Linked DNA regions of Homo sapiens: region 1 is linked to region 2. Evidence: chromatin loops called from intact Hi-C (ENCODE). Cell type or tissue: endothelial cell of umbilical vein. All regions are shown on one strand. Links, peaks and the distances in the headings refer to the core of each region. The heading gives the core; the rest is flanking DNA.

Evidence for each region. A loop is a pair of places that touch in the nucleus more often than their neighbours do. Peaks named below come from ENCODE experiments on the same cell type or tissue, not always from the same donor. Only the 100,000 strongest peaks of a DNase experiment are listed, where the experiment ranks them.
Region 1: a loop joins it to region 2, with 6 times the contacts of the local background. A loop is called at or near these places in 3 of 110 quality-filtered maps.

What each region holds. Positions count from the first base shown.
Region 1 is chr14:28,306,464-28,312,704 of GRCh38, forward strand. No RefSeq gene overlaps it. Among named protein-coding and RNA genes, the nearest start is that of LINC02300, 300 kb to the right of the region's middle. In endothelial cell of umbilical vein, for the core only: no CTCF peak of the experiment used is centred there; a DNase peak (open chromatin) is centred at 2,498; H3K27ac peaks cover 2,078 bases.
Region 2 is chr14:28,379,968-28,386,208 of GRCh38, forward strand. No RefSeq gene overlaps it. Among named protein-coding and RNA genes, the nearest start is that of LINC02300, 230 kb to the right of the region's middle. In endothelial cell of umbilical vein, for the core only: no CTCF peak of the experiment used is centred there; a DNase peak (open chromatin) is centred at 3,144; H3K27ac peaks cover 1,842 bases.

The sequences.
Region 1 (6,241 bases), core at 782-4,781, 74 kb before region 2:
TACATTGTTTCCATCAGGTAATTTCTCATCCCTCACTCCCTTCCCACACTTCCGAGTCTCCAATATCTATTATTCCACGCTCTATGTTATTAGCTCCCACTTATAAGTGAAAACATGTGGTATTTGACTTTCTGTTCCTGAGTTGTTTCACTTAAGATAATGACCTCCAGTTCTTTCCACGTTGCTACATAAGACATTATTTCATTTTTTGTGTGTCTGAACAAACACACACACACACACACACACACACACACAAAAGCACGCACTTAATGGAATACTATAAAACTATATACATAGATATATAGTACATATAGTATGGATATATATGTATAATTTGATAAAGGTGTAGATACAGATACAGATATCACATTTTCTTTATCCAATCTTCTGCTAGTGGACACTTAGGTTGATTCCATGACTTTACATGAAAACCACTGTGGAAAACAGTATGGAGATGTTTCAAAGAACTAAAAATAAAACTACTTTCTTTTAATTTTGCATAATATAATCCCCCTAATGGATGACAGGCATGAAGAAAGAAAAATAAATAAATCATTGATAATCTAGGGTGACCAATCATCCTGATTTGTTCAGTAGTATCCCAGTTCTATCACTGAAAGTTTCACTGGGACAGTTGGTCACCCTAAAAACAGTTAAAAGACAAGTGTAAAGCAACTTTTTTTCCTTTTTTCTGAGTCACAGGGAAAAATCTCATTTATTTTATTACCCATTTGTTACCCTGTATATCAAATAAGCTTGTCTTTCAGCGTATCCTAGGACATATTTGTAGAACTACAAATATTCTTTAGATTCTGTGGCCTAATGTGAATTAACTTTTTTAAAAAAAATCAAGCAGTTTTTGTAGTTGTGTTTATTTGTGACATACCTCCATACTGTTTTCCATATTGGCTATACTACTTTGCATTCCCACCAACAGTGTGCAAGGATTCCCTTTTCTCCACATTCTCTCCCACACTTACCTTTTTGATCACAGCCATTCTAACAAGTGTGAGATTATATTGCATGGTTTTAATTTGCATTTTTCTGATGACTAGGGATATTGAGCATTTTTTCATTTACTTGTTGCCCATTTGTATGTCTGTTTGTGAGAACTGTCTCTTCAGATCCTTTAGTTGTTCTTTAATTGGGTCATTTGTTTTCTTACCATTGAGTTGTTTGTGTTCCTTATATATTGTGGATATTAACCCCTTATCAGATGTGTGGCTTACAAATATTTTCTCCCATTTTGTAAATTGTCTCTGCAGTCTGTTGATTGTATCTTTGGCTGTGCAGAAGCTTCTTATTTTGATGTAATCCCATTTGTCTGTTTTTGCTTTTGTTGCCTGTGTTTTGTAATTAATTGAAAGCATTCTTTGTAAATTGAAGAACTGGATAAGTCAGAAATGTAATAGCATTACCTCATACGCTATATCATTGGTGAAAACAAAGAAATCATTAATCTCATTTTTATTTTTCTCCACACAAAATCATGAGCCAGTATTGCCTAAGATAGAGAATGCATTTATATTTCCAGGACAAATAATACTCTTCTTTAGATGAGCTTATCATAGAAAATATTTTCTTTGATTTTCTTCCTAATATTTGAAGTTGTATAAATGCTATAAAATTACCCAGGAACCATTATACATAGAGATGCATATTTGCTAGGAAATCAAATAATTTAAAAGCTACATTTATTCAGGCATTCTACAGAGCTCTGAGTAAGGAGCAACATATTAGGTACTGTGTCAAGTTACCTAAGATGTAGAAATCATCTCCCCACAAATGCAAAGATGACAAATTAAAGCCAGAGAACTCCTGCTTTTTAAACACCTTATGGTGAGGAGTAATAAAAGGATTTTTTCTTCCATCTATATATTGAGTAAATCGTTTCATATTGATTGTTTTGTGATATGAAAGACAGCTTCACAAAGTTAGTGGAAAAATAGAATTATAAGATGAAAATTTAAAAAAACAAAAAACTTTATTTCTCAGCATAAGCTCCATCAATTTCAAGATACCCTTGTAAGCAATACCAGCCATTAAGTTCATCCCTAAAGAACTAAGAGTCCTGGGAATTTAACCATTTCAATGCTGTCTCTCTCTCTTTCTCTCTCTCTCTATTTTTATTTTTTGCATTATTAACTGAAAGAAAATAAGCACACTTTACAGATTTTTTTTAAATTAGGAAACAAAAAGAAGTTAGAAGGAACCACCAAGTTAGGACTAAAAGGTGGATGCCTAATAACTTCCCATTAAAACTCACAAAGTTGCTCTTATTTGATGAGAGGAATGAGCAGAAGTACTGTCACAGCAGAGAATGACTCTCTGGTAAAGCTTTCCTGAGTGATTTTCTGCTAAAGCTGTGGATAACTTGCTCAAAACAGTCTCATAATAAGCAGATGTTACTATTCTTTGGCCCTCCAGAAAGTCAGCAAGCAAAATGCCTTGAGCAATTCATAAGAAATGTTGTCATGCCCTTTGCTCTTGACTGGCCTGCATTTGTTTAGACTGAATCACTTCCACCTCTTGATAACCATTGTTTTGATTGTGCTTTGTCTTCAAGATCCTACTGGTAAAGCTGTGTTTCATCTTCTGTTACAACTCTTTGAAGAAATGTTTCAAACATCTTGATCCCACTTGTTTAAAATTTCCGTTGAAAGTGCCGCTCTTGTCTGCAGTTGATCTGGGCATAAAGGTTTTGGTACCCATGGAGAGGAGAGTTTGCTCAACTTTAATTTTTCATTCAGAATTCTGTAAGCTGAACCAATTGAGATGTCCATGGTGTTGCGTATTGTTTTTGCTATTGTCAGTCTTCTTCAATTAGGACACGAAAAAGATTAATCTTTCTTTGCAAATCGAAGTGGTTGGTTTGCTGCTGCAGGCTTCATTTTCAACATTGTCTCATTCCTTCTTAAAACAAGTTATCCATTTGTAAAGTGTTGATTTGGATGGGGGCATTGTCCCATAAACCTTTCATAAAGGATTAATGATTTTGCCATTCTTCCACACACATTTTTCCATAAATGTGAAGCTTGTTCATGTTTTAATTTTAGCGGAATTTATGTTGCTCTAGTAGAAGATCTTTTCGATAGATGCTATATTCTTAGTGCCTCAGATTAGATCCTGTTCAGACATGTTATAACTTAGAATGAGTTTATTTTGGTGCAAAAAAAAAAAAAAAAAAGAGGCCCATGCATAGTTTTTTTCATGAACTTTTTAAAGACCCCTCACAGAACACTTGGCTCACCACAGGGGTTTCTACTAATAACCAGAAAACACAAGCAAAAAGTATTGCTGTACAACATATATACTTATTAATGTTTTATTATGTATTGATTGTTAGTCTGCAAAGAGTAGAGACCAAGTTATTTCATCTCTGCATCCTTCAGTACCAAGTATATAGCAAAGTTGACAGAAGTTGCTGGGTGAGCATATGTGAGGTGAATACTCTAACAATTTCCTGGGACCAATCCTGAAATGAAAGTATGGGTATTTAAGATGCTTTAGTGACACATTCCAAGAATTAATGTCAAATGTTAACCTAATTCCAAACGTGAATTCAAATCTCAATAATTTGCTATTTTTGGCTCACTTTAGTAACTTTTTTTCTGGTGTTTTAAGACATCTACTACTTTCAGCATTTACCATAGCACGTAGTTCAATTCTGCTAGTAGTTCCTTTTACTATGGTTCAGATTTTATACCTGGACTCCAGTTCCGGAGATCCAAATGTTGAAAACAGAAGCCCCTGAGATTTTCTTGCCTGTTTCTTGGTAAGGAATGGGGATCCTGTCTCTGAAACTTGATCTGTTATTTGCAGCCCCAGTATCTATAGCCAGCTCCTTGATGAGGAGAGCCTATTTAGCCTAATTTTTAATTTAGGTGATCCATATAATAATTGTTCCATTCTTGTCTCCTATTGAGATCTCCCACAGTCTCATTATGCACTTATATTATTAAATACATGGCTGACTGATCCTGCTGCTGCCATTTCAATTTGGATAACAAACTGCCTGTCACAGAAAATCTTTTTGCAACTCCTAAATATGGTGATTTCCACATTCGAACCCCTTGCAGTTTTCCTACCCAACTTAAATTACTTTTCCTTCTCAGTTTTTACTAACATGTTCACATTTAAGAAATTTAAACTAATTCATTGGCCAGCCTACTGAGAAGTATTTATAAGAAGATATTTATGGAAACTTTATTATAATAGGTTTATTATATGTAAGCTAATTTATGTTAATGTTATCTCAATTTTCATATAAGGTGTTATAGACATTGAATTCTTCAAATATTTATATCTGTTATTTGAAGGAGTACTCTTTGAGAAAGAGAATCACAAATAGAATTACCCATCCAGTCATTTCTGAAACAGAAAGAAAAATTGGGTTTTTGTATTACTGAAAGAAGATTGTAGACTGATAATGGATATCTTTATATTCCCCACCATTTTTGTGATTTGCTAGTACTTCAATCACGATTGTAATTTATTTTTCTCTAACTATTGAAACAAATCAATATTCTCTCTGAAAACAATTTTCAAACTCCCTATTTAGTCTTACCTGACTCTATCAAATTACTTTTCCCTCTATCTACTTTATTTCCAAATCATTACATCGAGCATTTGAGTCAAAATATATCTTCCTATTTAGGTATTCTAATTAAATTAAAACTGCCTTTATTTCATTTTCTAAGAGCAAGCAACCTTTTCAAACTTCTTATAGATAGTTGCACGTAGACATTATTAACATATATGTCATCCATCTTACCAAATTTCCTGAGAACCCTTTCATGACCATCAAGACATCTAAAGGAACTCCTACCTCATTATTTCCCAGCTTAAGGCTTTGTTTGTTTACAGTCAATACCAGTCTTATCTACAATAAGTTTTAGAAGAGCAAATAACTTTGCCTGTTTTGCTCTCATTTTATTCTTGGCATCTGGTTAATTTACTGGTATATAGTACGTGATTAGTAAATATCTATTGTACAGATCAGTGAGTGTGAGCAGTAGTGAACTAACACTATGCTTTGTAATTCATCATATCCTGAGGGTGCACCATAGATTTCACATGATAAATTTTTAAAGAACAAATTATAAGTAATTTATTTGTGTGTGAAATTCGTGAAGGAGTAGAATTTGATCACATAATTTTTATTACAGGATACATTCTTCTGAAAGCAGTAATCCAGTCTTTGACCTTCTGTTACTAAAACACAAGTGCTTTTCACATAGTAGGCACTTAAAAAACGTATTTTCATGATGGATGATAAGTAAATATGACAATACAAGTAATATATTATTTATGAAATATTATGTAAGAGTCAAGAACTCTTACATTTGACACAAATCATGTATGAAGGAAACTAGAGTAGTCTGATATAAATTCAATTCAACCTTGACTAAAAAAAAGTCAAAAAACTTTCTCTTTTACCTTAATAATAAGCATAGCACAATAATTTGGAACAAAAAATAAACACTAATATGCAGAAAATTTTCAACTTTTTATTTATATGAGAGTAAAAATCTATAAAGGCCTAACATTTAAGCAAATGGACCCAGTTCAAACAGCTCATGGAAAGAATATTACAGGTCACGATAGGCAGTGGAGCAATTGATTTTTCCAGAAAAAGAATGCATGCATACATATTACTTGTGCATGTTTGATAGAATATTTTCACAGTTCATGTATAATCGCAGCAATAGACAAGTGGTTGGAGGTTTCCCAGACGCTGGTACAATTTTATTTAAAAAGTATGATTGAATTATTATTTTTGGACTTAACTGAGATGCTTTACTATAACAGTGACAATTTACACATTGTTTGTGCCTTCAACAAACCGTTAGATGTAAATGATTTCCCATACTATAATTTTTAATGCAGAAAGATTTATCATCTGATTGCATGAGATTGGCAACTTATCAGCAAATAAAACATAAAAAGCTTAAATTCAGTTATTTTATGCACAATTTCAAGTAGGCTAAATTAGATGTAATTAGCAGTACAGTAGGTATTCCAAAGTTTTTTTTTTTCTTTTTTTTTTTTAATTATACTTTAAGTTTTAGGATACATGTGCACATTGTGCAGGTTAGTTACATATGTATACGTGTGCCATGCTGGTGCACTGCACCCACTAACTCGTCATCTAGCATTAGGTATATCTCCCAATGCTACCCCGACCCCCTCCCTCCTCCCCCCACCCCACAACACTCCCCAGAGTGTGATATTCCCCTTC
Region 2 (6,241 bases), core at 1,142-5,141:
GATGGTAGCATGAGTATACACGTGTCCAAACTCACCAAATTGTATACATTAACTATGTGCAACTTTCATATACCAATTATGCCACGGCACACCTAGAAAGAAAACAAAAAAGCAAAACAGAAAAAAGAAAACTACTGAAAAAAAATGTTAAAAAGGAATTTCTCGGTAATATACTACCTCTTCAGTGAGCTTTCGTGGTTTTTGTCTTTCAAGGAATTTGTCCATTTTAATTAAATTGTCAAATCTGTAGGCAAAATGAAAAGAAAGAAAACGTGGTACAGGTAGATAAATGGATGATAGATAGATAATAGAGATAGATGATAGACAGATAGATAGATAGATAGATAGATAGATAGATAGATAGAGTATATATATAATGGACTATATAATATGTGACATAGCATATATAATGGAATATTATTCATCCATAAAAAGAAGGAGATCCTCTTGTATGCTACAGCATGGATAAACCTTTAGGACATCATGTTAAGTGAAATAAGTCATTCACTGAAGGACAAATACTACATGATTCCACTTATACTAGATATCTAAAGAAAGTAGTCAAACTCATAAAGAGAGAAAATAGAATCATTGTTGCCAGGCCTGGGTCGGGGAGAAAGGGAAGTTACTATTCAATGAGTACAGAGTTTCAGTCATGCAAGATAGAAAAAAAGTTCTAGACATCTGCTTCATAAAATTTTTCTTATAGTTACCAATACTGTACTGCACTAAAAGATTTCTTAAGTGGCGAGATCTCATGATATATGTTTTTTACCAAGATTAAAACAAAAAGAGCCAAGCAAAATAATTTGGGTTATACATTATTTTTTAGTTTTGTTTTATTCACTTGCAGTCAAGCGCTACAGAGCTATTCCCTTTGTTACTTTTTAATTTGCTAAATTATTCAGATGTGGAGATGGTGGTGCAAAAACAAGCTAGTTTCCAAGAAATAATAAAGAGTAGATCTACATTCTTACATTTTAAGAATTTGGGGTCCTTCATCTGCTCCCATGCAAATACTGAAAATCTCATTTATTTTATCAGATAATAAAAGGCCTCCCAAAAAACAGAGTGTACTTTTCCCCTAATGCTTTGACAAAATATCAAGGAAAGTAAAATAAAAGATGAAATGAATGAAAATACATTAAAACTTGTGTATATTTGTGGCACTAGATTTTAATTGTTCTTTGCATAATACTTTAAAATTCCTAAATACTTTATTCACTTGAATATTTATCATTGAAAACATGAACGGAGATTTGAACTCTTCTGTAGGTTTTATATAGGATTTAAGTAAAGGACTATTGAGAATGCCTTCCCATCTTCTACATGTTACTTTTACTGAAAATTAGCATCTTCCTTATGAAGTTCCCCCAGGTGAGGGAAATGCTATGATTTCCACATTGTTTTTCAGCATTTAGAACTGTGCCTGCTAATGAATAGGCATTCGATATATGCTTTAAAATAAAATATTAAATGTTGAACAAACGAGAGAATCTAAAAACAGCAGTAAACATAAAGACACACTCAGTAAATTCTGATCAACATTTTAATCCCGTGTTTCCTCTGACATATGAAGAATCTCTTTATTTACTATGGCTTGTTTAGAATTCACTGGAGTATCTGAAAGCAAGCATTAACTTTTTAAGAATTCTTAAGTAGAGACATTTTTGCTTTAGTGAGTGGGCCCTGAACAGAACAATTCCAGAATAACTATTAGACCCAAGCATATGCTGTGATAATCTCTGTTATTAACCTTGTATGATTAATGGAATCAAAATTTAAACATTTTATAGATCGTTTCAAAATGTCTGAAAACTTAAATAAAAGTTTCAATATAAATGCCAAGCATTTTTAATGACTCATACTCAAGTCAATGATGATGAAATGACAAATACATGTATGTGTGCTTACACACACACACACACACACACACACGAAGAAAAACATAATTTTGAGAACATAGTGGCAATAATGCAGTTTCAGAGATAATAGATAATATGTAGTGATTCAACTTCCAAGTAATGTATTTCTATCTTCATTTTCCATTTATTTTTCCCAAATTCATGATCCAATGTACAATATTAGTTCATAGTGAAAATACATAATAATACATCTTGCTAATAATATAGTAGTAATATTATCGAGATGGAATATAATCTTAATTTATCATTATTATAGACCAATTAAGATAATTATATGACTTTTTCTGGCATCTGCCTGTAAGAATTGAAGCTAGAATCAGAAATGACCTGCTGCAACATATATATGCTATATAAATATGCAAACCAAATTATATGTTGTAGCTGTGCTTTAGAAATCTCTTGAAACTCTATTCACTTCCTGTAATAGCTAGATAAAATTGTGTAGGTTTTCATCATTCATTGTTGATGTCTTTCCATGAAAATGTCAACAGTGTGCCCCCCACCCCAGCCAATAAGTTGCATTTATCAAGAGATCAGTTAAACTGTTTCTTCAAGTAAGAGGATAGCAGTAGTGTCAAATACTTTCTGCTACTAAGAAGATAGTATTTTTTGCTATTTAAAAAAACCCATAGCCTTCATTTATCTTTTAATGTTAATCAAAATCTTTACAATAGTCATGAAAGCTAGGAAATAGTTAATACATAAATCACTCCTTTCCCAGCCCTGCAAGATTTTTATTTCTCTTACAACACTTCAATCATATCAGTGTGTCATCGTCAACCACTAGAAGTTCATGAAAATGCAAAGGCTTAAATCATTTGGTTCTAAATCATAATGTGATATGACCTTGTCAATCTTTTCAAAGAAATTTATATTCTTCAAGAATTTTCAGCAGATTTTTTTACAGTTTCGGAAAGAATTAATGGTGACTGGCACTGAAATAGCTTTGCAAGAAGGCAACAAATAAAGAACTTGGCTCATAATTGAGATTAATATCACAGTGTTCTACTCTAGGTATTCGACATCTAGCCTCAGCCTTTGAGAGTTTGTCCAATATTTGATTGAGCCACAGGGAACAGCATATCACGTACTCTTTGCTGAACTGCTGTTCTCAATGACTCACTTTCAAATACCTTTGAAGTTCTATAGCACTCAATGTTTTGCAAATGAGTCATACATTATAAGTTTCGAAAGTGATTTGGTGGGAATTAAGCATAAATATTTTGTGCCACTCAAGCCGATTTCCTTCATGATAACCCATTTCCTTTACGACAACTAAGCCAGTCATAAAGATTTCAGAATACATAAACCCAATGTACACTATGGTTCAATAGCTGCTGATTTTATTATTGCATTCTTTATGCTGTGAATGTGGAGTTTTGAGAAATTTTTAAAAGTATAATATATTTATAATGTGGAATTCAAGACTGTGCTTGACCTAAATTAATACATTTATATTAAATTATTGAGGCTAAGTATGCAATACTAATATCTTTTGTTTTCTATTACATTTGGAAAGCTTATATTTACATGGTAGAAACATTAGCACAACTCTTCAATCTGAGAATAGAAAATTTATTCTATAAACAGAATTTTAATTAATTTGTAGTTCTTCTTATTTTTCAAAATATATCTCACCTCAATGCTTCAAATTTTCTTATATTTCTTATATACCCAAGAATCTTTTGTACACATTACATGCTGAATAAATGTTTGCTATATTAGCCCATAAAAAATCATTCATGGACAAAAAAAGCATTTCAAATGCAGATTATGTGCAATACTGTTAAGGAAACATTATTAATATGTTATGAAATAAATCAATGCTAATCTTTATAACTAAAAATATAGATTTTATAAATTAATATAATACATAATTAATATGATATAAATACTTTCTGAGAAGTATTTCTCAGAAAGATCCATGAATGATTATTCTTTTATAAGTGGTATGTAGCTGTTGAATAAATTCCTGCATAATTTTGGATTTATAAAGTTATAAGTATAAAGATATTCACTTTTATTTTAAAACTGAATACACTTATTAATCCTTTTGAAATTATAATGTATCACTTAATCTGTTGGGTATGTTGAACCTTGGGCTTGTGTGTGTGTGTGTAGTGTGTTTTGTGTTTATACTCTATATGTAAATGTATATATATGAAGTTCGTATTTTAAATTTGCATTTATATTCCTTTTTATGTGCCAAGATTATTTATTAAATCATCTTTCAATTCAATCACCAATAGTTCAACAGGCTCACAAACTTTTAATGTTAAAAGTTGACAGGTTCGTTAGTCATGTTGCTGGGATAATACAAGCTACAATCTGAAACCTGTCATAATAATCATACATTGTGGACATTTGTTGTATAGTAATAAAAGAATCAAGCTGAGATATATTGTCATACCTTACAATAAAACAGAAGAAAATAAATAAAATAATTTTTTATAATTGTGCTTTTTCTTGGAATATAAAAATCTAGATTGCCATTAATATCAAAGAAAGTATATCTTGACATGGAAATATTAATTAATATATAATTAATAAATACTGATATTATAAACTGCTCTGGATGAGTCATCAACTCTTTAATATAAAGTTATCACAGGATTATGTACAGTTAGACTGTAATTTTCACTGTAAAATAGGAATTCAAAATAAATATAAGCATTATGAGCTTGAATTTTCAAGAAGTATTTATGAACCATTCTCCTAACCCTGTAGATTAAAATCTGTGCTCCTAAACCTGTAGATTAGAAGATCTCTGGATCCAATGAAAAGCTATTAAGGTGTGAGGGACAGCCTAAACAAAAATTTAAAAATTAGGCAATATGATATATGTAATAATAAGATGATTGATTAATAGAAAAATATAAATGTTGAGTATTGGTCCTTGGACTCAATAAGGTTCTAAGACAATACAAGATGATATTTGAAAATATCTCAAATATAACAATTAATATAGAAAATATTTTCCATTATATTATCACTCAGACATGGGAAAAATTAATGTTTCCTAGTAACAAAAACAATTTAAAATACTACAAATATGAATGAAAGTCTACAAACACCTTTCAGTTTATAATTCAGTTGTACACAAATGAACAGCATAACATAAAGCAAAAGTAAAATAACAGACATTATTTGTAATGATTAGTTCAAGAACCACTGAAAATCTGATTTATCTTTTAATTTAACTCCTCAGCATAATAGTTGTACTCTGAGTACTATATATTTATCATTTTTATCTAAGTGAATGATTACATTTATTTATGGCACATAGTAGCTTCCCAGTAAATATCTGTTGAAGAGATAAATGAATTGGATGCTGTTTTCCAAATGACAACATGCTCAAACATGTTGACAATCTTCAGGCTTTTTAGAGCATATTTTATAAAGGACTAAGAATCATGGGATCCACATATATTTGGTAAAGGAAAATCTTTGTTTTCATATTTCTGAACCTGTTTCCAATTTTTCCAAAAACATTGCCTAACCTGATATTAGACAGGTTAGGCAATTCTTTTTGATAGTTAATTTCTAGAATAATAGATAACTAAATGTAAATAATTGTTTATATAATACATACATCAAAATATACAATTATTTGTTTATTAATGTATTTTCCACACTGGAGTATGAGATCCTTGAGGAGAAAATTAACATCACTTGCTGTTTGTCATTTTTGTTTCTTATTATTTAGTTTTTTATTTTTACATATTCAAAGTATACATGTGCAGGTTTGTTACACGGATATACTGCATAGTGGTGAGGTCTCGGCTCTTAGTGTAACCATTACCTGAATAGTAAACATTGTACCCAAAGGGTAATTTTTCAACCCTCAGCCCCTCCCAGCATCCCCTCTTTTGGCATCCCCAGTGTCTATTACTCAACTTTATATTTCCATGTGTACACATTGTTTAGCTCCCACTTACGAGTGAGAAGAAGTAGCATTTTATTTTCTGTTTTTCAGTTATTTCACTCAGGATAGTGGCTTCCAGCTCCATACATGTTGATGCAAAAGACATGTTTTCATTCTTTTTACACATGTGTAGTATTCCATGACATATATATACCACATTTTCTTTATCCAATCATCTATTGATGGATACTACAGTTGTTTCCATGACTTTGCTATTGTGGATAGTGTTGTGATAATGATATGAGTTCAGGCATCTTTTGGACATAACAATTGCTTTTTTATTAGGTAGATACCCAGTAGCAGGAGTCCTGGGGTAGTTCCATTTTTAGATCTTTCAGAAATCTTCATACTGTATTCCATAAAGGTTGTAGTAATTTACAACCCCATCAAA